Linked DNA regions of Homo sapiens: region 1 is linked to region 2. Evidence: read pairs that join two places in POLR2A ChIA-PET (ENCODE). Cell type or tissue: CD4-positive, alpha-beta T cell. All regions are shown on one strand. Each heading gives the region's core, and the rest is flanking DNA. Links, peaks and the distances in the headings are about the cores only.

Evidence for each region. Peaks named below come from ENCODE experiments on the same cell type or tissue, not always from the same donor. Only the 100,000 strongest peaks of a DNase experiment are listed, where the experiment ranks them.
Region 1: POLR2A ChIA-PET joins it to region 2 with 17 read pairs; 9 of 35 experiments call an interaction of 5 or more read pairs at or near these places.

The regions. Positions count from the first base shown.
Region 1 is chr12:64,581,711-64,590,040 of GRCh38, forward strand. It overlaps LOC107984521 (a long non-coding RNA gene), which reads right to left and starts at 2,540. Exons shown (of 2, transcript XR_007063348.1): 1 at 2,328-2,540. It also overlaps a transcript of RASSF3 not described here. In CD4-positive, alpha-beta T cell, for the core only: no CTCF peak of the experiment used is centred there; no DNase peak of the experiment used is centred there; H3K4me3 peaks cover 782 bases; H3K27ac peaks cover 1,521 bases.
Region 2 is chr12:64,665,119-64,673,448 of GRCh38, forward strand. The region is part of intron 1 of RASSF3 (Ras association domain family member 3); the gene reads left to right. Among named protein-coding and RNA genes, the nearest start is that of MIR548Z, 47 kb to the left of the region's middle. RefSeq lists enhancers at 4,193-4,352, 4,573-4,632 and a silencer at 7,365-7,554. In CD4-positive, alpha-beta T cell, for the core only: no CTCF peak of the experiment used is centred there; DNase peaks (open chromatin) are centred at 513, 4,333, 5,063, 7,913 and 2 weaker places; H3K4me3 peaks cover 3,604 bases; H3K27ac peaks cover 8,000 bases.

The DNA of each region.
Region 1 (8,330 bases), core at 208-8,207, 83 kb before region 2:
AATGAAGACCTCATTGCCAAAGCCCAAAGAAGGATGTTTCTTCTTTTTAAATCTGAAAACCTTTCAAAAGAGATTGACCTTTTTTTTTTGTTTTTCTTTTTTGTTTCTTCTTTTTAAATCTGAAAACCTTTCAAAAGAGATTGACCTTTTTTTTTTGTTTTTCTTTTTGTTTTTTGAGACAAGATCTCACTCTGGTGTTCAGGCTGGAGTGCAGTGGCACGATCTTGGCTCCCTTCAGCCTTGACCTTCCAGGCTCAAACAGATCCTTCCACCTCAGTCTCCTGAGTAGCTGGGACTACAGGCATGCCCCACCACACTCGGCCAATTTTTTAGAGAGATGCGGTTGCCCAGGTGGGGGTCTCAAATTCCTGGGCACAAGTGATCCTCTCACCTCGGCCTCCCAAAGTGCTGGGATTACAGGAGAGATCCACTGTGCCCAGCTGACGATGACATTTTTTATTGTAGGAGACAGAAAAATGAACTAGGTCAAAGATCCCCTAACCAAAAGATTAGGGTCTATTGTAAAATCATAACGCTTTCCCTTGTAGATCTTTCAGCCCGTTGCCACCACCCTGCCCAGCTCTCTGAAATGTGCCAAGTTTTCCTTGTCTACTCAGAAACTTTGCTGACAGCACCAGCCTGCTCAGCTAGTGAAAATGCCTCCTGCCAAAAAGATTAACTACACTCATTTTTCTTTAGGTAATTTCATAAATCATTGTGCCTATTTTACTTTGAAAAGCTTTACTATTTTCTTCATAGATGATAATTTAGAGCCTGAAGGACACTTTAGGTAACTGAATCTTTTTCTGTCTTCAAGACATTCAGATTGGAAACAAAGTCTCGTCAGTTACAATCCATTTTGGCACAGAGATTCCTGGATATGGGACTTTGAGGGGTAGGTGAGGAGTGCACCTCAGAATGAAGGAAAGAAGTTGTGGAGTTAGAAAAAGATTCATTCTGAAGCCGTCTCCCTCTCAACACCCACCCTCGAGCTGGCTTAGGAACAAGTACCCTGCGGTGTGCTTCTTAGAGGGAAGAATCAGACCTGGAGTCTTTCATAGCTTCTAACTGTTTGGGGCTTTCTACTTCAAGAAAGACACTGAAGGTTGAGCTAGCCTTCTGATTTGGCACTACTATTGATTTTCCCACACTTTTGGCCAGCGTGTATGTCCATTTATTTTCTCATTTCTCACATGAGCAGGCTGGAAGTGTAGAAAGATCTTCGAGACACTACTTACTCATTTTGAAGTACTTGATCAATCTTTGTGCATAGCAGCATAAACCCTGGACCTGGAAGTGCATATTTCAAAGAGAGCCCTGTACCTTTTGTTCTCTTGCAAGACAAGCAGTTCTCTCCCCTGGAGAGATCTCCTCTACCCCACCTCCGCCCCACTTTCTACTCAAGGCAATGGGAGGTACCTGAGGACCCTTCACATGACACAAAGTATTGAGTCTGTGTTCCAGAATAGGAACAAAATGATCTCTACCCTCTGAGGCAGTTAATGCAGCTGCTTTGTTTAGGCTGTTTCTGAAATTAAAAAGAATCTCCCTTTTTACTCACTGTTAATGGGGTGAAAAGCTCAAGTGTTCCATGTCACACAGGGGAAATCAGATTTGTGTTTCATACAAAAGCAAAGTCAGTGGCTCACGCCTGTAATCCCAGCACTTTGGGAGGCCAATGGGGGTGGATCACCTGAAATCAGGAGTTGGAGACCAGCCTGGCCAACATGGTAAAACTTCATCTCTACTAAAAATACAAAAATTAGCCAGGCATGGTAGCGTGCGCCTGTAGTTCCAGCTACTTGGGAGGCTAAGGCAGGAGAATTGCTTGAACCCGGGAGGCAGAGGTTATAGTGAGCCAAGATTGCGCCATTGCACTCCAGCCTGGATGACAGAGTGAGACTCCGTCTCAAAAACAAAACAAAACAAAACACCAGCGTTTCAGTCATCCACATGATTTTTGCTGGCACCAGGCACACATTGCAACCTCTCTGCCTCGGTTTCCATCCAACTCCTCCACCCTAACAATCCTTACTGTATTCAACTAAAAGAAACCAAGGATCTTGGTGGTGGAATTTGCTTGACTTCTTGTCCTCCAATCACGTCCACTTCCTGTTTTCTTTTAAAGTTCACTGACAAGATCTTATTTTATGTGACAAATATGTTCGGTTTATCTGTGCTATCAATTTCTGATAAACGTACATTTTAATCTGTCAGCCAGTGTTCCAGGCACTAATGCTGCTTAAATGTAGCTGCACAGCTCTTACCCAGAAATGGTGCCGTCCAGCTAAAATCATACATTCAGGCAGCTGATTACAGACACTGACCTTGAGCTCCATTCCTGTGCGGTAATCCAAACCATCTGCACTCAACAACAATTAAAACCTTCAGATCTCTCAGGCGTTTCCTTCCTCTGATTATAACTTATGAGCTGCAGCAAAACTCAGAAAGAAACAGAATTAAAAAGACCAGGCTTTGATGCCAGCTTGATTTCTGCAGGGCAGTTCTCAACAGAGAAATCTCCACTTTATGGAACAGCTCCTTCCTCAGCTGAAATGCAGGCACCTAACATCTAACAAACCTTGAACATTTAATTATGCTGATTCTTTCTTTTGCCCAGAGGGGAAGAGGGACCTTTCATTTCTGGAGCCAGAGTCAGGCAAAACAATGAGGTAGTTTGTCCTGGAGATCTCCTATCACCCTTGTTTTCCATACCTCCCTCTTTGTCTCTCTCATCCACTTTTTATACCCTTAAAGGTCTTGCTGCCTTCTACAAAAGAGGTCCAGGCTAAGAAAAAAAAAAAAAAAAAAAAGCTAAAGAAAGTCAGTGCTCTATTTCTGAACTACTCTATTTCTGATCTCCTTTCTCTCCCTTCAGATATCCTACATCTTCATGACTGTGTCCTTTCCTATGAATTCCAAAGGAAATGCACGCAAACAAATACATTCAGCCAAAGTGTCTAAGAAAGACATAACGGTCACCCTTGGGAGGTGGAGGTGAGGAGTGGTTAGGGAGAGGCCTCACAGAGAATAGATTTCTGATGGGAAGCATCCAACCCTTAGCAAATTTCGGGGGAGAGGGAGGTTTGGTTGGCTGAAGTGCAGCAACTCACATTATACCTGTTCAATGTTGTTCTCAGGATCACCCTGGAAAAGCACAGAAGGATTCTTTTTTTTTTTTTTTTTTTTTTTGAGACAGAGTTTTTTGCTCTGTCACCAAGCTGGAGTGCCGTGGCATGATCTTGGCTCACTGCAACATCCACCTCCCAGGTTCAAGCGATTCTCCTGCCTCAGCCTCCTGAGTAGCTGGGACTACAGGCGCATGCCACCATGCCCAGCTAATATTTGTATTTTTAGTAGAGACAGGGTTTCACCATGTTGGCCAGGATGGTCTCAATCTCTTGACCTCATGATCTGCCTGCCTCGGCCTCCCAGAGTGCTGGGATTACAGGCATGAGCCACCGCACCCGGCCAGAATATTTTCTTAAATGTGAACCAGATTACATCTGATGTTAAAATCCCTACTTCCCTAAAATAAAATCCACATGCTTTACCAAGCCTTAGAAGGCCCTCATGATCTAGCCACCACGCCTGGCCCAGAAGGATTCTTGGAACTGAGACTCTCCAGCAGGAGGGAGGCTGACGACCTAGGGTCACCAAAGGGGATTTCTTGGGCAATCATTGAAAAATCCAAGACCATAAAGATTTCTCTCCCTGACTGGGCACCAGGCTAGGGAGAGAACTTTGGGAATATAGTACATTGTTTTCAGCACTATGATTTGACACAATAGCTCCTAACTCAGATGCCAATGAGTGAAGAGGGGGGAAAATGAGAAGTTTCTTTCCCCACTGGTTCATCTACACTGTTACTGCATTTTGCTAGGCAAGTCCTTTTTTTTTTTTTTTTTTTTTGAGACAGGGTCTTGTTCTGTCACCCAGGCTGCAGTGCAGTGGCATAATCACGGCTCATTCCAGCCTTGATCTCCCAGGCTCACACAATCCTCCTACCTCAGCTTCCCAAGTTGCTGGGACTATAGGCATGTGCCAGCAAGCCTGGTTAATTGTTTAATTTTTTTGTAGAGACAAGGTCTCACCACGTTGTCCAGGCTGGTGTCAAACTCCTGGGCTCAAGCGATCCTCCTGCCTCAGCCTCCCAAAGTACTGGGATTATAGGCATGAGCCGGTGCACCTGGCCAAGTCTTTAACAATTGTTATAGTAGAGAGTCTCTACAAAAACATTTACATTCATAGTGTCCCTTGGTTCTCTTTAGAATCTCCTGAACTAAGCATTTTCATTCTCTTAAAAAACTAGAAAGGAGACCATGCGAGGTGGGCCAGGCACGGTGGCTCACGCCTGTAATCCCAGCACTTTGGGAGGGGGAGGTGGGTGGATCACCTGAAGTCAGGAGTTTGAGACCAGCCTGGCCAACATGGCGAAACCCTGTCTCACTAAAAATACAAAAATTAGCTGGGCATGGTGGCGGGCGCCTGTAATCCCAGCTACTTGAGAGGCTGAGGCAGGAGAATTGCTTGAACCCAGGAGGCGGAGGCGGCAGTGAGCCGAGATTGCACCTCTGCACTCCAGCCTGGGCGACAGTGTGAGACTCTGTGTCAAAAAAAAAAAAAAAAATTAGCTGGGCATGGTGGTATGCACCCGTAGTCCCACCTACTCAGGAGGTTGACACACGAGAATCACTTAAACCTGGGAGGCAGAGGTTGCAGTGAACTGAGATTGTGCCACTGCACTCCAGCCCAAGCAACAGAGCAAGACTCCTTCTCAGAAAAAAAAAAAAAAAAAAAAAAAAGACTAAAAAGTAAAAATCCCCCATAAATTCATTCTCCAGAGATAGTCACTGATTTATATTACAAGTATTATTATTATTATCCTCATTTTGCAGATGAGAAAAGTAAGATCAAGAAAAGTAAAATAGGCCAGGCATTATGGCTCACGCCTGTAATCCCAGCACTTTGGGAGGCCGAGGCAGGCAGATCACTTGAGGTCAGGAGTACAAGACCAGCCTGGCCAACATGGTGAAACCCCTTCCCTACTAAAAATACAAAATTTAGCTGGATGTGGTGGCATGTGCCTGTAATCTCAGCTACTTGGGAGGCTGAGGCAGGAGAATCGCTTGAACACGGGAGGTGGAGGTTGCAGTAAGCGGAGATCATGGCACTGCACTCCAGCTTGGGCAACAGAGCAAAACTCCATCTCAAAAAAAAGAAAAAAGAAAAGTAAAATAATTTACCCCAAACTACTCAGCTCATAAGTCAAATGCTCTATCTCCAAGTTGATATGTTCTTTAAAATCTATTTTCCATATTCCTCGTATTCCTCGCCTCACTTTTTTTTTTTTTTTTTTTGAGACGGAGTTTCGCTCTTGTTGCCCAGGCTGGAGTGCAATGGTGCGATCTTGGCTCACTGCAACCTCCGCCTCCTAGGGTTCAAGCGATTCTCCTGTCTCAGCCTCCCGAGTAGCTGGGATTACAGGCATGCACCACCATGCCCGGCTAATTTTTGTATTTTTGAAATAGAGACAGAGTTTCTCCATGTTGGTCAGGCTGGTCTTGAACTCCCAACCTCAGGCAATCCACCTGCCTCAGCCTCCCAAAGTGCTGGGATTACAGGCGTGAGCCACTGTGCCCGGCCTCCTCTCCTCACTTTTTAATTTGTGAAGTGGTAGTAGTTGCATGTGTATGTGGTTCTTAAATTTTTCTTTTCCCTAAGAAAAAAAGCTAAGAGTTTGAGAACAACCTAATTTGGCTGTTTCATCTACAAGACTGTTATGCTGCCTGGCCAGAGTATTTCCAAGTGGAATGTAAAATACATCATTTAATTTAAAAGACCTTGGTTTTAAGAGTGGGTCACGATTCACAGGATTAATGAGTCTGAAGCCTGGAGGTGTCGCCGTCTTCCTCTCTTTTTCACTTGCGAGGTCAGGGACATATGCATCCAATGCAGAGGGTGGTGGTTTGTGGGCATTTGCCTGGCTGTTAAGCTTCCACAGTTGTGGCTTCTATACTAGGATGCAAGGTCCTGGTTGTTTTTTATGATTCCCACCACTTCCAGCGAGTAACTGTTTGAAGAAAATAGAAACTGTAGGACTTCTATTTTTGTCCTAGTTTAAAATACTGCAACACAGACAATGATATCTCAACCCACGATTTTTTCCAAGATTATACCATTTGGTAGTTCCATGGTATTAACTAAATGAACACCACCCCCAGCTGCATCTTTAAGTTTCTATATTTACCAAAGTACATTTATGTGCTAAATTAGTTTATCAGGAAAGAGCGAGTTATTCCAAGTTTCGCTCAAATGGTTACTGAGAATAAGAAGGAATAATATCATAGGGAATCATTCTTTACATCCCCCCACAACCTTTTTTTTTGAGACATGGTCTCTGTCACCCAGGCTGGAGTGCAGTGGCACCATCTCAGCTCATTGCAATCTCCACCTACTTGGCTTAAGCGATCCTCCCACCTCAGCCTCCTGAGTAATACATTTTGCCTTTTGCTCTGGGGATGAATGAAAGATTAGAAAAGTGAATTCTTGAATTGTCTAGTCAACTGTACATTTTGTAGGCCATTTCTGCATGATACAGAATTGCTGAGGGCTATACAAAAACACTATTAATAATATTCATTATTACAGATTAAAAACTGGCATAGAAGCCTTTAAAATACCTTTTTTTCTGCTGGGCGTGGTGGCTCACGCCTGTAATCCCAGCATTTACAGAGGCAGAAGCAGGAGGATAGCTTAAGCCAGACCCACCTGGGGAATATAGCAAGACTTTGTTCTGCACAAAAAGGAAAAAAAAAGATATCTTTTTTCTTATGATAAATGTATATAATAAATAAAATATATCTATTATTAAAAATTCATTAAATGTAGGAAAGCATTTTTTAAATGTTTAAACAACACATACTCCCACTAGGCTAAAATTATATTCATAAACAATATGGTATATTTCCATCTGGCCTTTTCTCTTTGCATTAGTTATCTTTAAATAAAATTGGAATCACTCTGTATATTTAGTTTTATATTCTACTTTCTGACTTAATATTAAATAATGAGCATTTCTCCGTGGTTTTAAGTAAGATGACTTTTTCCATCCACTTGAGTGGGAATTTTTTTTAAAGATGACTTTAATGTCTATATAATAGAAACACATAAAGACCCTCTTTATGTAACTTTTAATGTGATTGAATCTTTTTAACGGAGTCAAAATGCATATCTTCTAATTCCTATAATTTTTCACGTGACTTCTTTTTGTTTCTGATTCGCAAAAGCTGTCATGACCCAAATTATAAGAAAACCTGAAGGAAACACTGCCTTTTGAAAAATAAAACAAAGTATTCAAATAACACCAAATATGCTACATAAATCAAAGAACAAGAGCCACCTGGGAATTTAATGTGGCAGCCAACTCTCTTTTTCACATTAAAAATGTCAGCATAGGCCAGGCGCAGTGGCTCACGCCTATAATCCCAGCACTTTGGGAGGCTGAGGCGGGTAGATTATTTGAGGTCAGGAGTTCGAGACCAGCCTGGCCAACATGGTGAAACCCCATCTCTACTAAAAATATAAAAATTAGCCGGGTGTGGTGGCACATGCCTGTAATCCCAGCTACTGGGGAGGCTGAGGCAGGAGAACTGCTTGAAATTCAGAGGCGGAGGCTGCAGTGAGCCAAGATTGTGCCACTGCACTCCAGCCTGGGCAACAGAGTGAGACCCTGTCTCAAAAAATAAAATAAGATAAAAATGTCAGCATAATCAAATAGTTAAAGATGACAGTCCACAATTAAAGACTAAAGATAGCCCTCCACATGCCAGTATTGCTTCCACAAGCTTGAGCATAATTTTAAAGCACTTAGCTGTGCTGTTTAAAATCAACAACTTTTTTTTTTTCCATAAAGAAAAGGTGTTTGGCCAAGTGCAGTGGCTCATACCTGTAATCCCAGTACCTTTGAGGCCAAGGCAGGAAGATCACTTGAGCTTGAGTTTGAGACCTGGCTGGGTGTGGTAGCTCATGCCTGTAATCCTAGCACTTTGGGAGGCCAAGATGAGTGGATCACTTGAGGTCAGGAGTTTGAGACCAGCCTGGCCAACATGGTGAAACCCCATCTCTACTAAAATACTAAAATTAGCTGGGCATGGTGGCACGTGCCTGTAACCCCAGCTACTGGGGATGCTGAGGCAGGAGAATGGCTTGAACCCAGAAGATGGAGGTTGCAGTGAGCCAAGATCATGCCCCTGTACTCCAGCCTGGGTGACAGAGCAAGACTCGGTCTCAGGAAAAAAAAAAAAAAAAAAGAGTCTGAGACCAGCATG
Region 2 (8,330 bases), core at 247-8,246:
ATCAGAAAGACAGCGCAGTGGAAGGTTCTAGGAGTTGCATGGATCTGGGTTAGAATCTCAGTGCCTCTCGCAACCAATTGTTTAAAATGTGGGCAGATTAGTCCCTCCATTTCCATTTTCTCTTTTGTGAAATAATTATTATTTTGCAAGGCTCATGTGACAAAGTGGATTAGTATGTGTGTCTAGCATAATGTAGATGCTAAAATTAAATGATTGACTTGGCACCAGTCAGAGTTTATTCACTTTTAATATTGATTTTGAAAGTCTCCAGTCAGATTGCTTAATTGATACACATTAATTTTTACTGTTAGATTTTTAACTTATTATTAAACACCAAGTTTGATAATAAATACTATTAGTGAGGTAGGAGGTGGAACTTGACTCCAGACCAGATTGAAGACTGGCTGAAACAGGGAAGAGGTGAAAGCACCTCTCCATAAGACACGCCCACCAGTGCCATGTCAGTTTACCATTGCCATGGTAACACCTGGAAATTACCACCCCTTTCCATGGCAACAACCTGGAAGTTACCACCCTTTTTCTAGAGGTTTCTGATTAACCTGCCCTCTTAATTTGCATGTAATTAAAAATGGGCATAAATATGACTGCAGAACTGCCCTTGAGCTGCTGTTATGGAGCAGTCACAGAGCTTAACACTGCCACGTCAGTAAAGCAGTTTCCTTCTACCGCAGGGTCGCTCTTCAGCTCTTTCCTAAGTGCAGTTGAGAATCTTCCTGGGCTGAGCCCCAGTTTGGGAGCTTGCCTGCCCTTCATCAATAGCAGTAGTAATAGTAATGATGATGGTAGCCAGCCAGATATAGTGAAGTGTTCTATGTGTTCTCAGTTACTCTGAACAAGGGCCCTCAAAGGGCAGGTATTTTTATGTTCTTTTTGCTGACAAGAAACTGAGGCTTAGTGAGACTGAGATTTAGAAAGTAATGAAAGGAAAAAGTTATGTTAAATGATCACTTTTTTATGGAGCCATGCTTTTTTGTGCTTAATTTATTGCCTATTGCTCATATGTGTTTTACATTGTTCAGTGTTTTCTCAAGATAAGCAATGAGAAGTAACAGCTGTAGTCAACTTTCTTCCCCAAGTACTAAGTAAATAAGGTGGTTAGGTGTAGAATGGAATTAGCTATGGAATGCTGATTGTTTATTTTCTATGTAGGATGAAAGAAATTAGGCATGAAGAAGGAAGATAATTTTCTACTTGCTATAGATTTGAAATAGTTTTCTTTCTTTTGCTTTTTTTTTGTTTGACCTACTGAGGAGTTCAGAGTGGTTAACTGAAACAGACTCTAAAAATACCCTTTGGTAGCGTGCTCACTGAAGTATTTTCTGTTTGTCTAAAATTAGCAGATTTGAGCAGATTTGAGCAGTGTACTCTGGTTTTCCAAAGCCTTCCATTAGGTGACTTCTTATTCTGGTGTACTTTGTTATCTTTCTGGATAACACGTTTGATGGGTGTTAAAAGGTAAAGCCAGGAATGGCTTTACTTTCTAACAGAATACTTTACAAAGCAGTTTCCAGCTTAGATACTTCCTCCTACAGGGAACCTTCCCAAGGTGTTTCCTTGGCAGTGCTCCCTTCCTTATCCCGCCACTGTCCCACATGTCCCACCTAGGCCTTGAAGGGCAGAACCTGTGCTCTGTTCACTGTTGTATTCCAGTGCCTGACACAACTATTTGCACAGTATTTAGGTGCTGAACAAATATTTATTGAATGCCAAAATTGGTTCATTTACTAAGCAGAAAGAAAGGAAAATATTTTTTGTTGGCAGTGTCTGCAAAGAGATTTGTCTTTTCCCATGAAAATTGAGAAGTGGGGACAGAAAAGCAAGAAAGTGGGAGCAAAAGTAATTGAGATCCACAGTGGCTCAGGAGTGTTGACCGGTGCAGGGTGTGGTAGAAGCCCGTTAATGGGTAGGGGAGCCAGATACGGAGGCTCAGCTGGGCTGGGGGCAGGTCTGCAAGAAATGGGGGGGTGTGGAGAAGGTTACCAGCCGTTACCAGAGTTTTCCTCTGCATTGGGAATTTCTAAGGTGTGTTTTTGTTTTTAAAACAATATCTGTACTTTCAAAAATATGGTTTCTTTGCTGCAAGGGGAACACATTTATTTTGTGAAAGTAAGTGTACCTAGTTAACAGTTTCCATTTATTAATTTCTGGAATAGTGTTTTGGTTACTTGGAATGTGTGTGTGTATTTTCTTTCTTTCTTTCTTTTTGAGACAGAGTCTCGCTCTGTCACCCAGGCTGGAGTGCAGTGGCGCCATCTCGGCTTACTGTAGCCTCTGCCTCCCAGGTTCAAGCGATTCTCCCGCCTCAGCCTCCCAAAGTACTGGGATTACAGGTGTGAGCCACTGCGCCCGGCCTATTTTCTTTCTATTACAAGTCCCTTGCGGGAAAGATGGTCGTAGCTCCTATTCTAAATGAACAGAAGTTCTGTCTTAGAAATTTTCCCATTTTACAAGTGTTCAAAGAGGACCAAATTTCATCCTCTTTCCCTGCCTGTGTCCTGGAATCAGCTGAGAAGAAAGACAGGAGTAAGGTGGTCTTCAATTCAGCCAGTCTTCAATTGTTGGAGACCAAAATTTACCTTTATGCTGATCAGGGTTAGAGCTGCTATGCAGAACATGGCTTATCTCTGCGGGCAAGTGGCCTTCCTGAGGCTCATCTCCAGAGCTGTGCAGCAGAATGTTGCCCTCAAAAGAGGACAGAGGGCAGGACTGGCTATGCATGCATGCTCACTCCCTTCTTCCAGATTCACTGAGCCTGTTTTCCTTCTGAATTAAGAGGTAAGAAAGTAACACCTGGAAAGATGTACTTTCCCAAGGTCACGCAGATAGCTGGCAACAGGTTTTTCTCCTGGGCTCTAGAGGCCTTTGGTCTGAGTAGAAAGGGCATGGTTATGGGGTTGGCCAGGCCTTGTGTTCACCACATTCTGCTTCTGTGCTCTTAGCTTTCATTTCTGCATCTATACCATGGGGTTAAAATTTCTACCCTCGGGATTCCTGGGAGGGTTACCTAAGGTGTAACTGTTGAATGACCTGAACCAGTGCTTTGCACTCAGAATCAGCAATGTAAATATCACTCAGCCAGCCTGGGGCACTTTCCTCTATCAAACCTTACCAATCCTTTTCTTCTTCTTCTTCTTTTTTTTTTTTTCTCTTCAATTGAAACAGGGTCTCACTGTCTTGCCCAGGCTGAGGTGGAATGTGGCACAATCTCCGTTCACTGTAGCTTCCACTTCACAGGCTCAATCAATTCTCCAGCCTTAGCCTCCAAGTAGCTATAGGCACGTGCCATCACACCTGGCTAGTTTTTGTATTTTTTGTAGAGATGGGTTTTCACCATGTTGCCTAGGCTGGTCTCAAACTCCTGAGCTCAAAGCGATCTGCCTGACTTAGGCTTCGAAAATGCTGGGATTACAGGTGTGAGCCACCATGTCCAGCCTCGTTGTTCTTTCTTTTAATCACCCTGGCTTGGCACCTCAGAAAACATGGTGATTGGAGTTTAGCTTTCAGCAGGGTGGGACTTGGATGTTGACTGTTTTAATTTTGATTTTTTTTTTTTTTTTTTTGAAACGGAGTCTCACTCTGTCGCCCAGGCTGGAGTGCAGTGGCGCGATCTCGGCTCACTGCAAGCTCTGCCTTCCGGGTTCACGCCATTCTCCTGCCTCAGCGTTGTGAGTAGCTGGGACTACAGGCGCCTGCCACCGCACCCAGCTAATTTTTTGTATTTTTAGTAGAGATGGGGTTTCACCGTGGTCTCGATCTCCTGACCTCGTGATCTGCCCGCCTCGGCCTCCCAAAGTGCTGGGATTACAGGTGTGAGCTACCGCACCCAGCCCAATTTTGATTTTTTAGGAGGAAAAAAAATTGTTCCTAAGGAAGTCAAGTCCTAAATTGAAAGACTTTCATATATTACACAAACCCTAGAAAAACTTGGGTTACACCTGGGATTGATTTTGAAGTAGGGCGTTGAACTATGTGTCCTGTTTAACCTCGAGGAGCAAATGGCTTTCCATTCTAAACATTCTCATTTCTTCTCTGGGACATTCTTTAGGTGCTTGTTTGAGTTTCTGTTTTGTTAGGCACATTAGAGGACTCTATATGAACAAGTTCCTAGGGGAGGAAATTGGTGACTTAGATGAAAGGGTGAAAAAGGTGAAACCTTCACATTATTGTGTAAGGGATTGTCCCAGAATGTGTGAAATTTGATGTAGTCCTTCTTGGCTTCGTTTTTTCCTCAGATGTTCTGGATGAAACAGTTCCCCCTGTCACACGTGGAGATAAGGATGTGGCTCTAGGCAGGGCATATCCTGTGTTTAAGACTGTGTTGACTCTTCTTTTACAGTGTCTGCCACTTGTTTCCTGCCTAGGTCTTTAGTTTTGAGTGAAGTACAGCTGTGAAGTCCTAGACTTGTAATGCTAAGGCGTTCATTATGTTAAATTCAGTTTCTCTTTTTCTTTTCTCTGCTTCACATCAGCCTTGTACTTTAGCACGTTTCCAGTCCAGCCTTGGTAGCTGGGCTGCTGTTCTCCTTGACCCGTCCCTTTGCAAGCAGCAGACCACGGCCAGGGTTGGGAGTCCGGCTGGGCCACTGACCGCAGTGCTGAGGAAAGGTGGAGCGGGAGGCCCTTTCCTCCCAGCCTCGGGCTTCCTGTGCAAGCCACTGAGGAGGAAAAGGAGCTGGAGGGTGTGTGAACCCTCAGGTTATACAAGCAGCACTTCTATGCAACAAAGAAAATGTAAATTGCTGTAAATTACCAAAAAAAAAAAAAAAAAAAAAATTGCTGGCAATCTGCTTTCCAGGGCAGATGGAGGGTAGCTTTTATTTATACATTGGTCAGCTGATTGAGTAATGTTTAAAAACCACCTTTACTTCTGGCACTTCTTGGCAGTATCAGTTTTTTTTTTTTAATGGATAGAGAAGCTTTTTTATTTTACAGATAATAACTGCATATCTTTACCTGAGGGAGCTCAGGTTCGCTCTATCTAGCAGCTTCCACGTGTCATCTCTGTATGTGCAGTTGGTGCCTGCATTAAGGAGGACGGACAGCCTTGTGGCGTTGGTGCCTCTGTTTTGTGTCTAAAGCTATTTATTTGGGGGTGGCTGCCCCAGGAGCAGCACATCAAAGTGGTGTTCAGTTATGCTGGCCAAGTGCTGAATTGCATTGTGTTTATTTTTATTTCCAAGGTTATTTTATTTTTTACACATGAAAGCCTTTTTCCCTCCTAGATTTTACTGTTTTTTTTTTTTTCCTGATTAACAAAGATGTACAGACTGAGGAGAAGTTTTTGAAAATTTTGTAAAAATGTTGAAATTTTTATGCAGAAAGAGAAACAAAGTGGGGGCCCATCCCAAATCTCACCAATCAGGCAGAAACTATTTGTCATACTGGATACGGTTTCTCTCTCTCTCTTTTTTTTTTTTTTTTTGTGGGGGGGATCTTTTCATTAAAAAACTCTTCTGTAGGTATCTTAACAGCACTTGCATGGTCCTTAGGAGATGAAGGTGTTTCGCCATTTCTGGAGTGCTGCACATGTAGTTTTCTTCTTTTTAAATTGTCAGTGGCCCTGGCCAGATTACTAATTCCCTACTAAGTTGCCAGTTGTGCTAGTACCCCACCCTCCAAAATCCATATTGACCTTCTGTATCAAAATGGCTAAGTCGTCAGAAACCAGCAGTGGGCAAACGTTAGGGTCTCAGCTTTCCTCCTTTCTTTCACTTGCTTGGCTTCATTGGCTTTGAATCGGATAGACCCGGGTAGGAACCTCACCTAGCCCCTCCACTAACTTTGTGTCCTCCGGCAAAATAAATCTCCCTAAGCCTCTATTTCCTATATGCAAAATAGGGATGATAGTATTACCCAATTCCAGGGTTATTGTAAGAATTCAGAGGCAAGTTGTGAAGGGTGTGGCATGGTGTCTGGAATGGGTGATGATACAGTTCCCTAAGGGGAGCTGCTGCCACCTCTGTGCTGGGGACTCTCCCTTTGCCCCATCCCAAGAATTTGGGTTGGCTAATCCTGCCCTGTCTGGTTTTGGATGAGGGACCAGGAAAGAAAGGGAGGCAGGATAGGGGAGGTGTTTTTGAGAAAAACCTTCTTTTTCCCTCTGCAAGTATTTGTTTCAGGCAGTACGTGAACCCTCGAAGACTGATCGGGGCTGGTCCTGGGTCACCCCAGCAGGGTTCAGTGAAGTGGGCCAGGGGCACTGGACCCTCGGCTTTCTCCCTGCAGGGGGATCTGCCTCCCTGGCCTCGCCTCTTGTGATCTTCTATGCATGTTCACTCCTTACTCACTCTGAGCCTTCTGACTCTGACCAGCCTGTGTTCCTGGCATTCTTTTGATGATGTAAGTGTTTCACACCCTATCTGCAACCAAGCAGGAGGACGGAGAGGACTTCTGCAGCAAAGAGTACCTCTAGAAATTGCTTTTGTGAGGTTCTTTGAGGTGCTAATCACCTAACTTTTATTTGAATTGCTCTGACTTATCATTTAATAACTCCGGAGGACTTTTTACTTCCTTGGCAGGAGGAGGAAGGTGATTCCTCAGATAAAACCAAAACCTAGAGCTGCACTTCTGAAGGAAATTGCTGCTCAGGTAGGGCTGGATGTGTAGGTGTTCTCCATGGGCCCATGCCGTGCCTGTACCAGCGTCCTGAATTGACGGCAGCAGAGGGGTATCTTTCTTCATTCTTCATTATTTATTGCCTGAGGCAGAATGAATACTTGTACACTTGGGATTTCAGCCATGCCTTTTAAGGGCTGTGAACAGACTTATCAAAGAGCCATCTTGAGTGGCCTGTAGGGCGGAAGGGAGAATACAGGACAAGAAAGTGGATGGAATTAATGGGAACAAGAGTGACATAAAATAGTTTAACCCCCTGTGGCCCTCTTCAGACTTTTACATTTGTCTATTTTTATTTATTTAAAATTTTTTAACTTTTGTGGGTACGTAGGTGTATATATTTATGGGGTACATAAGATTTTTTGATACAGGCATATAATAATCATATCAGAGTAATATCACCCCAAGCATTTATCATTTGTATTACAAACAATCCATATATATTCTTTTAGTTATTTTATTTTGTTATCTTATTTATTTATTTATTTTGAGACGGAGTCTTGCTCTGTCACCCGGGCTGGAGTGCAGTGGCACAATCTCAGCTCACTGGAACCCCCGCCTCCTGAGTTCAAGCGATTCTCCTGCCTCAGCCTCCTGTGTAGCTGGGATTACAGGCCGGTGCCACCATGCCCAGCTAATTATTGTATTTTTAGTAGAAATGGGGTTTCACCATGTTGGCCAGGCTGATCTTGAACTCCTAACCTCAGATGTTCCACCCACCTCGGCCTCCCAAAGTGCTGGGATTACAGGTGTGAGCTATCGCACCCAGCCTATTATTTATTTTTGAGAGATAGGATCTTGCTCTGTTGCCCAGGCTGAGTCATGCTCACTGTATACTCTACCTTCTGGGCTCAGGCAATCCTCCCACCTCAGCTTCCCAAGTAGCTGGAACCACAGGTGCACAGCCGCCACTCCTGGCTAATATTTTTATTTTTTGTTCAGACGGTGGGGAGGCTCTTGCTGTGTTGCCCAAGCTGATCCTGAACTCCTGGGCTCAAGCGATCCTCCTCCCTCCGCCTTCCAAAGTGCTGAGATTACAGGTATGAACCACTATGGCTAGCCTGGTCTACAGAAATGTCTAATTTTCTTCAGACTTTGTTCTCCCTTCAAATTAGGTTTCATCTGGCAGAGTGGCTACTCCATTTGTTTGCAAGCCTCTGCCCTTGATGTTCAGATTCCTGCTGCTGGTGGAGCCGGCTGAGTTTCCCAGATGGGCTCCACCTGCCTCCTCCTCGGTTGCTGCAGCATTCATTGCTTCGTGCTTCCTGTCTGGCTCGCCTCCAAATGAGCCTGTTCATTTCCTTTCTCCGGAAACTGTCCTTATCACTGAGGTTCAAAAGTTCCATAAAGGATATGGCAGTCTTGAGACTTGACCTCCAAACTTTGACCTTAATAAAAACTGGTTTTTTAAACCCAGCCAACCTGAATGAGTGGACTATGGCTTTTGATTGCTGTTAGCTGAAGGAGATGTATGGCTGCTGGGTGACGCCTTGAACAGTGAGATGTTATATATAATCTTGAATTTGGGGTGGTGCTTGTGTCACCACTCGGAATTATGTTGTCAGTCTCACTTCCCTCCTGGCTTCTTGGCAATCGTCTTTATTAATGTTTTCAATTTTCTTACTATCCAGTGAACTTACTTTGTATTTATTGTTTGGGGTAGTGTTGTAGATGGTATTACTATTTGAAAACTT